2 separate regions of the Mus musculus genome follow, and region 1 is linked to region 2. A link is a contact called in ENCODE POLR2A ChIA-PET data. All regions are on one chromosome and are shown on one strand. Each heading gives the region's core, a stretch centred on a gene start or an enhancer-like site at or near the end of the contact. The rest is flanking DNA. Distances are from core to core; before and after follow the strand shown.

Region 1 (6,694 bases), core at 963-3,462, 61 kb before region 2:
TTTAAGTTCAACCGAGAAACCCTGCCTCAATGAATAAATTAGTGATGGAGGAAGATGCCTGGTATTAGTCTCAGGCTTCCACATGCAGGAGTGCACATATAGTTAAAGTAACACCCATGTACACACACACACACACACACACATACATGCAAACACATAAACACATACCAGCCAACACCCCCACAGACATGCATACAACAGCAAACAAAGGGGGATACATCCCACTTCCACAGTCACAGAGAAACCCTGGGCTCAGTGGACCTCTGTTCCTACCAAGAATAGAATCCATTGCTGACTATGAGGCTGAACAGGTTTCACACACTCGTCAAACTTTTAAGCTAGGACATGCTCACTGTAATAAGATTGCTCTGTTGGCTAAATAAGGTGATTGTATGGAATTCATTCATCATAAGAACTTACCATGAAAGGCCATCTTTAAATTAACAGTAATACTATTATCAACAAAAGCAAATTGTCCTTATCCATTAAGAGCCTTCAGATCTGACACCCATCACCTGCTCCAACCTCAGCATCACACAGAGTTTATTGGTAAAATATAGTACATTTGTACTTCATCCATCTGTGACTATAGTCTTATAATAGCCTGGGAATATAGCTCAGTGGCTGAATGCTTGCCTAAAAGGTTTAATCTCGGGTAACTAGGGCAAATGGCAGGGAGGGAGGGAGGGAAGGAAGGAGGGAAGAAGAAAGAAGAAGGAAAAGATTTCTGTATGAGAATGGTCCCTCATTCCAGCCTCACTGGCTCTTCTTATCTTTATCTCTTACTCATCTTTCATGGCCCAACTTAATCTTTGTAAGTTCTCTAATAATGACCCTGTCTGTCTCCAAGTAGACTTTAGGCATGTTCTATGACAGTTCATACATGAATGAAATAGTGCTGGTCTTTGCTTTTATAGCACACTCATTCAACAAGCTTTTGATGACTGCCAGAGTTTTCAGAAAGATGCTCCCTTTTGTAGCGGAGATGCAGAGGACAACAAGAAAGATAACGTCTCTGCCCACAGTCTACCAGGGGAGGTAGGAAAGAACAAAGCATCCTTCAAACAATGTCTTCCTTTAGATTACAATAAGCAACTTAAAACAGAATTTAAAAGATTCAAAGAGGGCTGAATATATGACTCTGTATAAAACTACAAGCTGCTCTTGCAGAAGGCCAGGTTTGATTTCAAGGCCCCACACGGAGGCTTAGAACCACTCCTTAACTCCAGTTCCAGGGTACCCTGATCTCATGGGCACTGCTTGCATGTGGTATACATGCACATATACGAACAACTATACCCATGCAAAGAAAAGAATTTTTAAAACATTTTTCAAAAAAGATACATGGGATTATTTCTGCTATGTTAGGATACAATGGCAAATCTATCTCAACACAGCACCTCCAAAATCTACTCGATAAGAGTTCAGTTGGATCTACCAAATTGTCTTTTCTACTAAAAATTGTTTGAGAGTACAATCCACGTGTCAGACAGCGAAGAGGAGGAATAACACAGCCATGACCTGACCTTCCCAGTTTTCAGGGTTTACACTTAAATAAGAGAAGAAACATTTACAAACTATCAAAATCACTATAGGTGGGGTATTATCTTTCTGCCTACCGCACCACAAAGAGCACAGTCTATAGATATTGCAAATGTTAGTGGTATTTTTGCTAAAGGAATGTTAAGCCACTGACCAAAGCCAAGGCTAGCTTTGCTATGACCTTAGTCCAACCCTGAGACATCTACTAGACACTTCATAACTAAAATGCAAACTATGCTCTCGAGATAAGAAGCATGGGCAGTTCTTGGCAAAGCTAAGCATTCTGGTTTAAAAGTGAAAAAAAAAAGTCCTATACATAAAAGCTATCATGAGGCTGTGTTCATTAAAAAATAACCTTTCTGGGTTCATGATTGCTCAACCCTCAACGTCAGTCCCCCAAACGAGAGGCGAGTAAAAGAGTCCACCCCATAAATACAGCAATGCTGGCACGATCCTACCACCCTCTGTTCCCATTATTTTTCCTTTCAAGACACCAGATGGTCTTTTTTGTGTTTTTGATACATGTAGAACAAAATCAGGAGAGCAGCTAAACACATGCAGCACATAAGGTCCTTCCCTGCAGCCTTGGCCTCCAGACATCCACTGTGAGAAGCCCCAGCTGGAATCGTCTCCCGTACTGTGGTCCATCCCCCGTGCTGCTGTGGTCCATCCCTCTCCATAGGCCAGCACTTCCACACAGCACTTCTACTGCCTGCTGTGTGCAGTAGACCGCAACACCAGAGACCATGCGAACACAAAGTCTAGCAATCTTTCTCTTCTTCAGCCACTTCGGGTCTTTGTGGAGTCATTTTACTCTTGAGCCAAACAGGGCTTCCTGTTAACCCCTTCCATCATGTATTGGCAAAACATGCAAGTCATAGCATGGGTGAAGTTAATTGGTCTCATTACAGTCTCAAGTGTTTTCATTTTTTGTTTTTGTTGTTTTCATTTAATGCTTTAGGAACATATACGACATGCCAAAGCACAAAGATAATGTTGGTTTGCAATTATGTACCAGAGACTACATGATTTACACAAAGCCCCCAATAACATAGTTACCACAGTGGTAGCAGGTACATGTCAGTATGTCTATAAGTAGGGCAGTTACACTGGGATCTATGCACAGATAGTGTTCTTGCTCAAGGGCCTAGTTTGCTGCAGCCTCTGGGTGTCTTTAAATAGCCCATATGAATATATAGTATGGAAAAATAATAAAAAATAAATCGGTTAAAATAAATAACCCATGGGCTAGATATCTCCAGTATCTTCTTAAAGGGACCTGGGGTCTTAGAAAAAAAAAACTTAAGCACAGGCAATGAAGCCCACAAAGGCCTGCTGGTGCCAAGCTGTCAGCAGATCCTCCGGCAGGTGATGGCTGTTAACAGTAGATTGAGAGAGCACCGGAAATGCTTCAGCCTTGATTAGAGGAGTAGGAGCAGCCCTCCAGGGAAAAGCAGAGCACGGAATGGTTGTCTCCAGGGAAGCACATCGTTTTCTTGGGGGAAGGGAAGAAAGACTCAGTCTGGACCTTCCATTAATAGAAAGACCCAGGCTATCGTGGCACTGGACCTTTTCTACATAAAAATCACCCACTTCACAGGAGGAGAGACGACAACAACGGGTGGAGAGAAACAGAGTGAGAGTTAAAACTATGTTGCTTCTCCGGCAACTGACACTACCCCGTGGCGAAGAAAGAGCCAGAAGCTATTGATGAAAACCCAGGATGAGCGAGATTATGTTTTGATTCGATTAGACTTTCAAATCTCAACAGAGGGGAGTGCAAGAACCCTATTTTGTGGAGTAATGAAAGACAACACTTTAAGAAGACCCTTAAGAAAATCACCTGTTCAGAGGCTCCAAAGTAGGGATGGGGCAAGAGGGAAGGAGGCGGCCATCTTCAGCTCCAGACAGCCGGCCACCTTCCTGGTGAGAGCACGGGGGTCTGCCTGGCCTGAGAGGTTTGTGGCACAGGCGCCGGCGGGAGCCTTCTTGGCTCCGGGACTCCGCGGAGGGCAGGCTGCACGGGTGACCGTGTGGAATACAGAGTGCCAGCTGTTTCTGGGACGGGCGAGAGAGTCGCAGAGCTTCTGGGCGGCGCCATCTTCAGCTCCAGACAGCCGGCCACCTTCCTGGTGAGAGCACGGGGGTCTGCCTGGCCTGAGAGGTTTGTGGCACAGGCGCCGGCGGGAGCCTTCTTGGCTCCGGGACTCCGCGGAGGGCAGGCTGCACGGGTGACCGTGTGGAATACGGAGTGCCAGCTGTTTCTGGGACGGGCGAGAGAGTCGCAGAGCTTCTGGGCGGCGCCATCTTTAGCTCCAGACAGCCGGCCACCTTCCTGGTGAGAGCACGGGGTCTGCCTGGCCTGAGAGGTTTGTGGCACAGGCGCCGGCGGGAGCCTTCTTGGCTCCGGGACTCCGCGGAGGGCAGGCTGCACGGGTGACCGTGTGGAATACAGAGTGTCAGCTGTTTCTGGGACGGGCGAGAGAGTCGCAGAGCTTCTGGGCAGCGCCATCTTCAGCTCCAGACAGCCGGCCACCTTCCTGGTGAGAGCACGGGGGTCTGCCTGGCCTGAGAGGTTTGTGGCACAGGCGCCGGCGGGAGCCTTCTTGGCTCCGGGACTCCGCGGAGGGCAGGCTGCACGGGTGACCGTGTGGAATACAGAGTGCCAGCTGTTTCTGGGACGGGCGAGAGAGTCGCAGAGCTTCTGGGCGGCGCCATCTTCAGCTCCAGACAGCCTGCCACCTTCCTGGTGAGAGCACGGGGGTCTGCCTGGCCTGAGAGGTTTGTGGCACAGGCGCCGGCGGGAGCCTTCTTGGCTCCGGGATTCCGCGGAGGACAGGCTGCACGGGTGACCGTGTGGAATACAGAGTGCCAGCTGTTTCTGGGACGGGCGAGAGAGTCGCAGAGCTTCTGGGCGGCGCCATCTTTAGCTCCAGACAGCCGGCCACCTTCCTGGTGAGAGCACGGGGTCTGCCTGGCCTGAGAGGTTTGTGGCACAGGCGCCGGCGGGAGCCTTCTTGGCTCCGGGACTCCGCGGAGGGCAGGCTGCACGGGTGACCGTGTGGAATACAGAGTGCCAGCCGTTTCTGGGACGGGCGAGAGAGTCGCAGAGATTCTGGGGCGGCACCATCCTCAGCTCCAGACAACCAGCCACCTTCCCGGCAAGAGCCACAGAGCTTCTGAGGCTGCGACATCTTCGACTCCAGACAACTGGCCACCTTCCTGGCCAAAGCAACACAGCTTCTGGGAAAGATCCTGTTTTGGGCCTTCACCTTCAGCCAGGAGGAGGTCCAAACACCAGATAACTGTACACCTTCCCTGAGAGAGGAGAGCTTGCCTACAGAGACTGCTCTGACCACTGAAACTCAGAGAAGAGAGCTTGTCTCCCACGCCTGCTGATAGAGGGTAACAAAATCAACAGAGGAACAATCTTTTAACAAAGACAACTATAACAACTAACTCCAGAGATTGCCAGATGGCGAAAGGTAAACGTAAGAATCCTACTAACAGAAGCCAGGACCACTCACCATCATCAGAACCCAGAACGCCCACTTCGCCCAATCCAGGACACCCTAACACACCTGAAAAGGTAGACCTGGATTTAAAAGCATATCTCATGATGATGGTAGAGGACATAAAGAAGGAATTCAACAACTCACTTAAAGAAATACAGGAGAACACTGCTAAAGAGTTACAAGTCCTTAAAGAAAAACAGGAAAACACTGCTAAAGAGTTACAAGTCCTTAAAGAAAAACAGGAAAACACAACCAAACAGGTAGAAGTCCTTATAGAAAAACAGGAAAACACATCCAAACAGGTGATGGAAATGAACAAAACCATACTAGACCTAAAAAGGGAAGTAGACACAATAAAGAAAACCCAAAGTGAGGCGACGCTGGAGATAGAAACCCTAGGAAAGAAATCTGGAACCATAGATGCCAGCATCAGCAACAGAATACAAGAGATGGAAGAGAGAATCTCAGGTGCAGAAGACTCCATAGAGAACATCGGCACAACAATCAAAGAAAATGGAAAATGCAAAAAGATCCTAACTCAAAACATCCAGGAAATCCAGGACACAATGAGAAGACCAAACCTACGGATAATAGGAGTGGATGAGAATGAAGATTTTCAACTCAAAGGACCAGCAAACATCTTCAACAAAATTATTGAAGAAAACTTCCCAAATCTAAAGAAAGAGATGCCCATGAACATACAAGAAGCCTACAGAACTCCAAATAGACTGGACCAGAAAAGAAATTCCTCCCGACACATAATAATCAGAACACCAAATGCACTAAATAAAGATAGAATACTAAAAGCAGTAAGGGAAAAAGGTCAAGTAACATATAAAGGCAAGCCTATCAGAATTACACCAGATTTTTCACCAGAGACTATGAAAGCCAGAAGAGCCTGGTCAGATGTTATACAGACACTAAGAGAACATAAATGCCAGCCCAGGCTACTATACCCAGCCAAACTCTCAATTACCATAGATGGAGAAACCAAAGTATTCCACGACAAAACTAAATTCACCCATTATCTCTCCACGAATCCAGCCCTTCAAAGGATAATAACAGAAAAAAAACAATACAAGGACGGGAACCACGCCCTAGAAAAAACAAGAAGATAATCCATCAACAAACCTAAAAGAAGACAACCACAAGAACAGAATGCCAACTTTAACAACAAAAATAACAGGAAGCAACAATTACCTTTCCTTAATATCTCTTAATATCAATGGACTCAATTCCCCAATAAAAAGACATAGACTAACAGACTGGCTACACAAACAGGACCCAACATTCTGCTGCTTACAGGAAACCCATCTCAGGGAAAAAGACAGACACTACCTCAGAGTGAAAGGCTGGAAAACAATTTTCCAAGCAAATGGTCTGAAGAAACAGGCTGGAGTAGCCATTCTAATATCGGATAAAATCGACTTCCAACCCAAAGTTATCAAAAAAGACAAGGAGGGACACTTCATACTCATCAAAGGTAAAATCCTCCAAGAGGAACTCTCAATTCTGAATATCTACGCTCCAAATGCAAGGGCAGCCACATTCATTAAAGACACTTTAGTAAAGCTCAAAGCACACATTGCACCTCACACAATAATAGTGGGAGACCTCAACACACCACTTTCATCAAT
Region 2 (6,584 bases), core at 125-2,624:
GCCATGCTTCACTTCTGAGCGACCTTCAAAAGTGGCTGTCACTAGACCTTTACTCACCCAAGACCATGACCAATTTTGACCACGGTGTCTTTCTTTTCCCTACTTTACCTCTATGGCAGCTACAAGAGGACTTAGAAAATGCTTAGGACAAAAACCCATTTTTGACTACAGCACTCGGCTCGCACACTCACCTGACCCAGGTCAGGCACTCTGTAGCCAATGGACGCCCAGCCAAGGATGCAAATCCTGGTCCCTTGTAATCAGCTCCTAAATATTTAACAAAGAAAGAAGACTGAGTAGGGGATCTCGCGAGGGTCTATCAGAAATTCTCAAATCCAAGTTTTGACTTTTATAGCCTCCGCTTTTCCTGCAGATCCCACTCCCCTCCAAATTTAGCAGCTAAGTCGGAGGGATCTCTTTCCCCCAAATAAAAGCAAACCCAGCATGCTTATTTCCCGTCAGTAGCTGGCCAGAAAGATCAGACACGCAGAAACTTCGAACACGCCGGATGGGGATTGAAGGTGGATGGAAGTAAGGGACGTGTTGAGATCCCAAAGCACTTGTTTCCCCGCGTGGAGGCCAAGTATGTGAAACCCGCGTCCTCATTGGGCACGAGCTCCGTCCACACTTCTTTCCTCATCGCCCCCCCCCCCCTTCCTCCGGTTTTCTTCCTTTTTTTTTTTTTTAACCCACGGGGACCCCCACGCATGCATTATCCTACCAGCTGAGCAGCGCAACAGGGCTAGCTACATTTTTAGAAAGATTATTTCCTTGAGCGAACTCATATGACCCCCTCAAATACCCCCCCCCAGGGGGAAAAAAAACTATTTCCTGCAGACACTCCAACCGTTTCCAACTTGGGGGAATGCCATTTCAATACGGGGAAGGAGGTTGAAACCGGTCACTAGAGTCGAGGACGTTTGGGGTTACTTAAGCCTGAAAAAAAATATATACCTCCCCCCAAAACTGTTCACAGGGAAAGAAGCCCCAAAATACACGCCAAGTGCATGCAAAGCCACCAAAGCCACCAAGAACTCCCGGTGATCAGGGCAAAAACTTCTGCGCACGGGAGCTAGTGCCAACTCCCCGCGCCCTCTGCCCGGCCCCAGCAGCTACCTTGGTGACCGGGGAGCCACGCCGGTTTGGGGGATCAGGACCAGGAGAGGGGTTAGCAGCCGCTGGGCAATCCCATGTCCGCGAAGAGGGAGCTCGTTCCGTTAGGATGGGAGCGGAACACCCACACCTCCTCTCGGCGTGCGCTTTCTCTCTCTCCACCCTCTGCCTCCACCTCCTCCACCACCACCACCTCCTCCTCTCCTCCCACCCCGGCAGGCTTGAGGAAACGCTTCAGCAGAACATCCACATGGTTACTGCACTTTAAAGCAGCGCCCGACCGCTTATATAGGCCGGGAAGCTCCCTGGGCAATGTAGTCCGAGTCCCAGGTCGTGCCGGCGCCTGGGGCTGCGCAGAGGGACTACAAGTCCCAGAATCCCCTGGGCTCCGGGGCTGGGTTCTAAATAGACTCCCGCGCGCTGACCAGGGGTGGGAGGGGGAAGAGGCGCCCAGGCTGAAGGCTCGGGTTGCGAACTTGTGTCTGAACACCGGACTCCCCAGGTTTGGCAAGCCCGACCCACTGGGTATGTCCCCTACCTCTGTGAACCCTTCTCTTTTGACTTGTATCTTCCCTTCCTAAAGTCAGGTGTCACTAGGGTCCGGAGAGAGAGGAAGAGCTCGGATTACTGCTTCGGGAAGTTTTTACAAGCTATTTACCCACCCCCGCGCGCCCTGTGTCCTGGAGCCAAGAATTTCAGAAATCCGAGGCACAAAAACGCCAGTGTTTGCGGTCAAGGATTAAAGAAACAAGTTTGTCTTTATTAAATCTGGTCTAGTTTTTTATTGGATCCTGCTAGTGTCTGCATGAAAAACTAAGTCTGGAAATGGGGTGGTCCCTGCTATTGAGGATGCGGGGTAATCGTGTGAGAGCCCTTTTCTGAATTCGAGCTGGGTCTGTCTTTCGTCGCCCGGTAGGAGGTAAAAGAAACGCTACCCTGACGAGTGAGCAAATAAAGGAACCATGTTGTGACTTGCTGATGTTGTGATCGCGAAGCAGGAAAGAAATACAAACCGCGACCTCGGTCCTGACCCCGCTTCTAAGACCCCTATGCTCCTGGAATCTGTAAACGCTAAAGTAAATAAACCGCAAACCAAAAAAATAAGGGCTTCAGAGAAAACTGCTTATACTAAGATGAGTGCGTCCAGGCGAGGCGTGCTGCAAGTCTTCAACCCAAGCCTCTGGGCTGAAATGGATTTCCACACACCAGAAAATAGTGTAGGCTCCAGGCTGCAAAGTGCATAGAACTTTGGTCTTGGGAAGAAGAGTTTGCATCACAGGCAAAGTTATCCTACTGTCTCCTTCCCCATCCCACCCTACAAACTAGACTGCACGTATTCATTCCACAAACGTTCCCCGGGTGTCATCTGGGTGCCAGGCCAGGCACTGTGCCAGGATATGAGAGCGCGCCAAAATATATCATAACATCCTAAATGGGGGTCTGTCTGCTACCGCTAAAGACCTGTTAACAGTAATCCTTGTAATGAAAACAAATGGTTCTACAGAGCTCAGCCTACCTGCTTTCTGTACAGCATGCTATTGAGTGTCACTGATTCTGGGTTTGTAACCTCTTTGTATACAGCAGGTATAAGGCCAAAGAACAGGACAAGCCAGGTTAACTTTGGTCTCCTTTGCAACTCCAACCTGTACCTATACTAAGCACTTGCCCATTGGGACCTCCATCACCACCTCCTTAAAGGAGCCCCTCCTATTTTAGGAGCAGCCTCTAAGCCCTTAGGCAAATCACCTTGAACTCTTTACCCCAGGTTTGCCATCTAGAGAGGGATTCAATACTCATTAATGTTTGCCTGTTCTCTTTTCCTATTACGTGATTCAACAGCCTTGCCTCCTCTCGTGAAACTTTAAGAACAATAGAGGGCAAAATAGGTAACAATTATTGCATATTTAGTGCTCAACCTAACCATTAGGGGCATCACACGGGTGCGTCCTGTGGCCCAGGCATTGTTTCTAAGTAATTTAAGTAGATCATTTCAGCGATAGCACATGGAAAGCTAAAGGCATGCAGGTTAAGTTATATCCAAAAGGCACCGTTGGCAATCTAGGAGGCAAGTGGGGATGCTTCAAGCTGCCTGTCTGTCCTCGGGAAAAACCCCAACTTGTCACCACAGAGGAATCCACACCTTTCATATCTGTTGTTTTTTCCTTTCCCCGATAAAAACAACCTGATCCACTTTCCAAGTCCCTTTGACCCTAACTTTCAAGCAATTTCAACAAATCAGCCCACAAAACGGGTGGGGGTTGCTTCATGATATTCTAATGTGGATTTGCAAAAGAATCCTTGGCCATAGTTGAGAGGCACCGGCAGCTCATTTTCATCCTCCCCACACTGTAGACACAAGCCCTTTGTGTAGTTTATCCATGGTCTTCCCTCCCCAGCCGGAAGTTTCAGTGAGAGACCATGTCTTCCTTACATTTGTGTACTCCAGTCCCCTTGACTCAAAAAGGCTTACCCTTCTGTTTGCACATTTTTGCAGATTTGGAAAAAAAAAAAAAGTTTCCTGCAACCTTGTAATGGAAGGTGCATTGAGCATACAGAAGGCAACAGAAGCATGTCTTTCTGAGCATTTGGGCCGTTTAGCTGCTCAGATCAGTTTGCTTTGTCAGTGTGTGCACATAGTGCTGTTCAACGTTTGGCAAGTTCTGGAAGCTGCCAGATCACAGGAAAATACTTTTGCTAATTCTACTATGGCTCAAAGAGATTCTTTGTGTCAGACAGTTGATGTGTGGCAATGCTAACGGTGATAGATGCTAGAATGAGTGGCTTATACTCCTTTATGAGCTGAGGAGAGGGTGTGTGTGTCTGTGGGGGGTGAGCTGCTGCTTCTCTGTTATAATTTTTCTTGGGAAGAATTTTTCTAGACATGCATCTCCAATCCAGGAGCTATCAGCCATGTATGCACCGAGGATGCAGCTAGTTCTAAAGAAGATGTGAAGTACTTATAAAATACACAATGAGTTTCAAGCACCTAAACTTCAAACGCAAGGCTTCAGATATGTTGGACCACACACTTGAAATGACTTTTCCTGACTTTTTTTTACTTTTTAAATTGACTAAAAATTTAATCTGCAACTAGCACCTCTGGGCCTTGACATGCTTATACATACATATGTGCCATGAACAAATATCCCTATACATATGCAAACATGTTTATATAAACACATACCATACATGTGCCTAGTTTAAAAAAAAAGATAATCTGCCACAAAAGTACCCATGTGTAACTTTACCCTTGAAATGCCCACGTAGGGAGGTCAGAGGACTTTGCAGTCAGGACAGTGTTAGAGACTGAGTCTGAAGAAAGTCCAAAGCTAGCACAGCAACTTACTCCAGGGAAACCCCACAAATAGAAACAGTTTTTGTCAGCAATCCATGGCTGCAGACTTGGACTAAATTCTAAATTCATCTGCTGAGAAACCCACCCTCAGGTCCCCTCCTACTAAAGAAAGCAAGATGTGCCAAGGAAAGCAGGATTCAGAAAAAGCAAGGCTGACAACCAGCTGCACCATTAATATCCAAGGTGTGTGCTTGTGGAGAGAGTGATGGGACTAATCCTCTCCAGCCTTGTCGGCCCAGACAGTCATTGAGTTACAGGACATGAAAGAGCTTCCAAACCTTACCTGAGCTTTACCAAAACAAAAACATGAGCACCAAGGCCAGGAAAATAGAGCAGCTCACCCTGAGACCATGCCTGGCCACAAACCAAGTGTCAGCTTGTTGGAACACAAATCCCTAGTTTCCTCTAGTCACAAAGCCCAGTCATACATGACTATCATAGTGAGCCTTGAATGCTTCAGTAAATAGCTTCTTCAAGTCCCCCTTAAATGGCAAGACAACAAGCTGACACTCAAATCGGAATTCATTCTGTCCTGGAGAGAACTTCTTTTTTACCTGGTGTGATGGACTACCATTGAGCATGAGAAATATCAGTAAAGAGAAATCGATATTGTCTATGTAGTTCCTAGAGTGTCTTTCCTGACCATTTTTTAACCTTCTATGGTAGAAGAAAGAGGATATAGTTCTTTTGGATAATTTTATAAAACTCTTGGACACACATGTCTAAACACCACCAGATATTCCAAATAGTAGTAGCATCAGTCCTTGGAGTTTTTGCACTGAATGGTCCAAAACTCAGTCATAGGCACACTCACAAGACGATTGTGTTTGAGCGTTCTGTGTGGTTTTTGTTCTTACAGGCAAGATACGATCTTTGAAGATGAGTATTTGTGTACCGTTTGTAGCTCTAACTTGGGCACTGGGTAAAGAGAGGGGTGTTCAGCACTTATTGAGTCATGAGGTCTTAGAATTCTAAGGATGGCCAGGAGAAGCGATAACCTGCAGACCCTCAATAGTCTACACAAGACGAGACAGAGCTGGAATTTAAAAAAACAAATAAAGAAAAAACAGGAAAGAGGAGAAGTTAGTCTGAAGCTTAGAAAGGGAAGGCATTTCCTGTATCCAGGCCCAGGACATCCTGTTCCGCCAAGAGAAAACATCACAAATTGGAGGCTCTTCGTTTGTTGTCTGATCTCGAGAATTTAGAAGAGCCTGCTACTTAGTCACCTGGGGACTAGAGGGAACTGGGATGAAGTATCAGTGACCACACCAAGCAGGCAACACAGAACTTACAAAAGTCAGCAAAAAAACTGGGTTGGGTTTGTAGCTCTGTAGTAGAGGATTCACTTAGCATGCTTTTTAAAAATATAGACAAAAACTATTTGCTACTGCTTTTTTTCCATATGGAAAAGGCAGCTGTGCCACCCCTGATGGTATTATTGTCCATGCTGTCTGGAATCCCAAAACCATAAGGATTATTAATTTCTTACACATTATTTTCCTGTGAAACATGCAAAGTTAGGAGTTTACCACAAAGTAGACCATCCAGCCCCACTTCCTGCCTCCCATCTATAAGACTGTTATCCTAACATGCTAGGGCAGGCGAACTGGACCAGGAGCCTTGAAATGCCTTGCCGACTTTTTATTATCACACTATCATTATTACAGCAGAAATGAAATCCTGGTGTCAAAGGAGATTCGGGAAGCTACTTTGTTGTTTTGAGATGGGGGTCTCACGAAATAACCCAACTCACCTGAACTCAGGAGCCCTCAGTTCCTTATGTGAACACAGTCATATTCCACTATGCCTCGCCTGGAGCTCTACTGTATGCAAGAATTCAGGAATCCATGTTTTTTTAAAAAATCATATATAGGTATAGTTAAAAATTAATTATTTTGCAGCTTGTAGGGAAATGATTTATTTAGGTTAGAATGCCACAAAGTTATGTCTCAGGGTATTTGAAACTCAATCTCAAAACCTACACTATCATGTAACCTAAAAAAAAAAAGTATACATTTCTTTATTTATATATAACAATCTCATTAAAAAGCCATGAAGAGAACCCTATGTGAAATATTTATTGATAGTGGATTCTCTTTTGTAATATTTTTGCAGT

What was found. ChIA-PET counts read pairs that join two places held with the same protein, here RNA polymerase II (POLR2A).
Region 1: POLR2A ChIA-PET joins it to region 2 with 26 read pairs in Patski. The contact joins the enhancer-like site here to the promoter of Itpr1 in region 2. POLR2A ChIA-PET finds 5 or more read pairs at or near these places in 3 of 5 experiments (Patski and embryonic stem cell).

Annotation. Positions count from the first base shown.
Region 1 is chr6:108,269,954-108,276,647 of GRCm38, reverse strand. All of the region lies in intron 4 of Itpr1 (inositol 1,4,5-trisphosphate receptor 1), which reads right to left. Among named protein-coding and RNA genes, the nearest start is that of Itpr1, 60 kb to the right of the region's middle. Within about 2 kb of position 2,212, at least 1 of the 3 ENCODE cell types and tissues checked has a DNase peak (open chromatin) inside an H3K27ac peak, as active enhancers do.
Region 2 is chr6:108,207,886-108,214,469 of GRCm38, reverse strand. It overlaps Itpr1 (inositol 1,4,5-trisphosphate receptor 1), which reads right to left and starts at 1,374. Exons shown (of 62, transcript NM_010585.5): 1 at 1,117-1,374; 2 at 192-267. It overlaps Gm38872 (predicted gene, 38872), which reads left to right and starts at 1,552. Exons shown (of 3, transcript NR_167935.1): 1 at 1,552-1,615; 2 at 1,697-1,864; 3 at 2,030-2,214.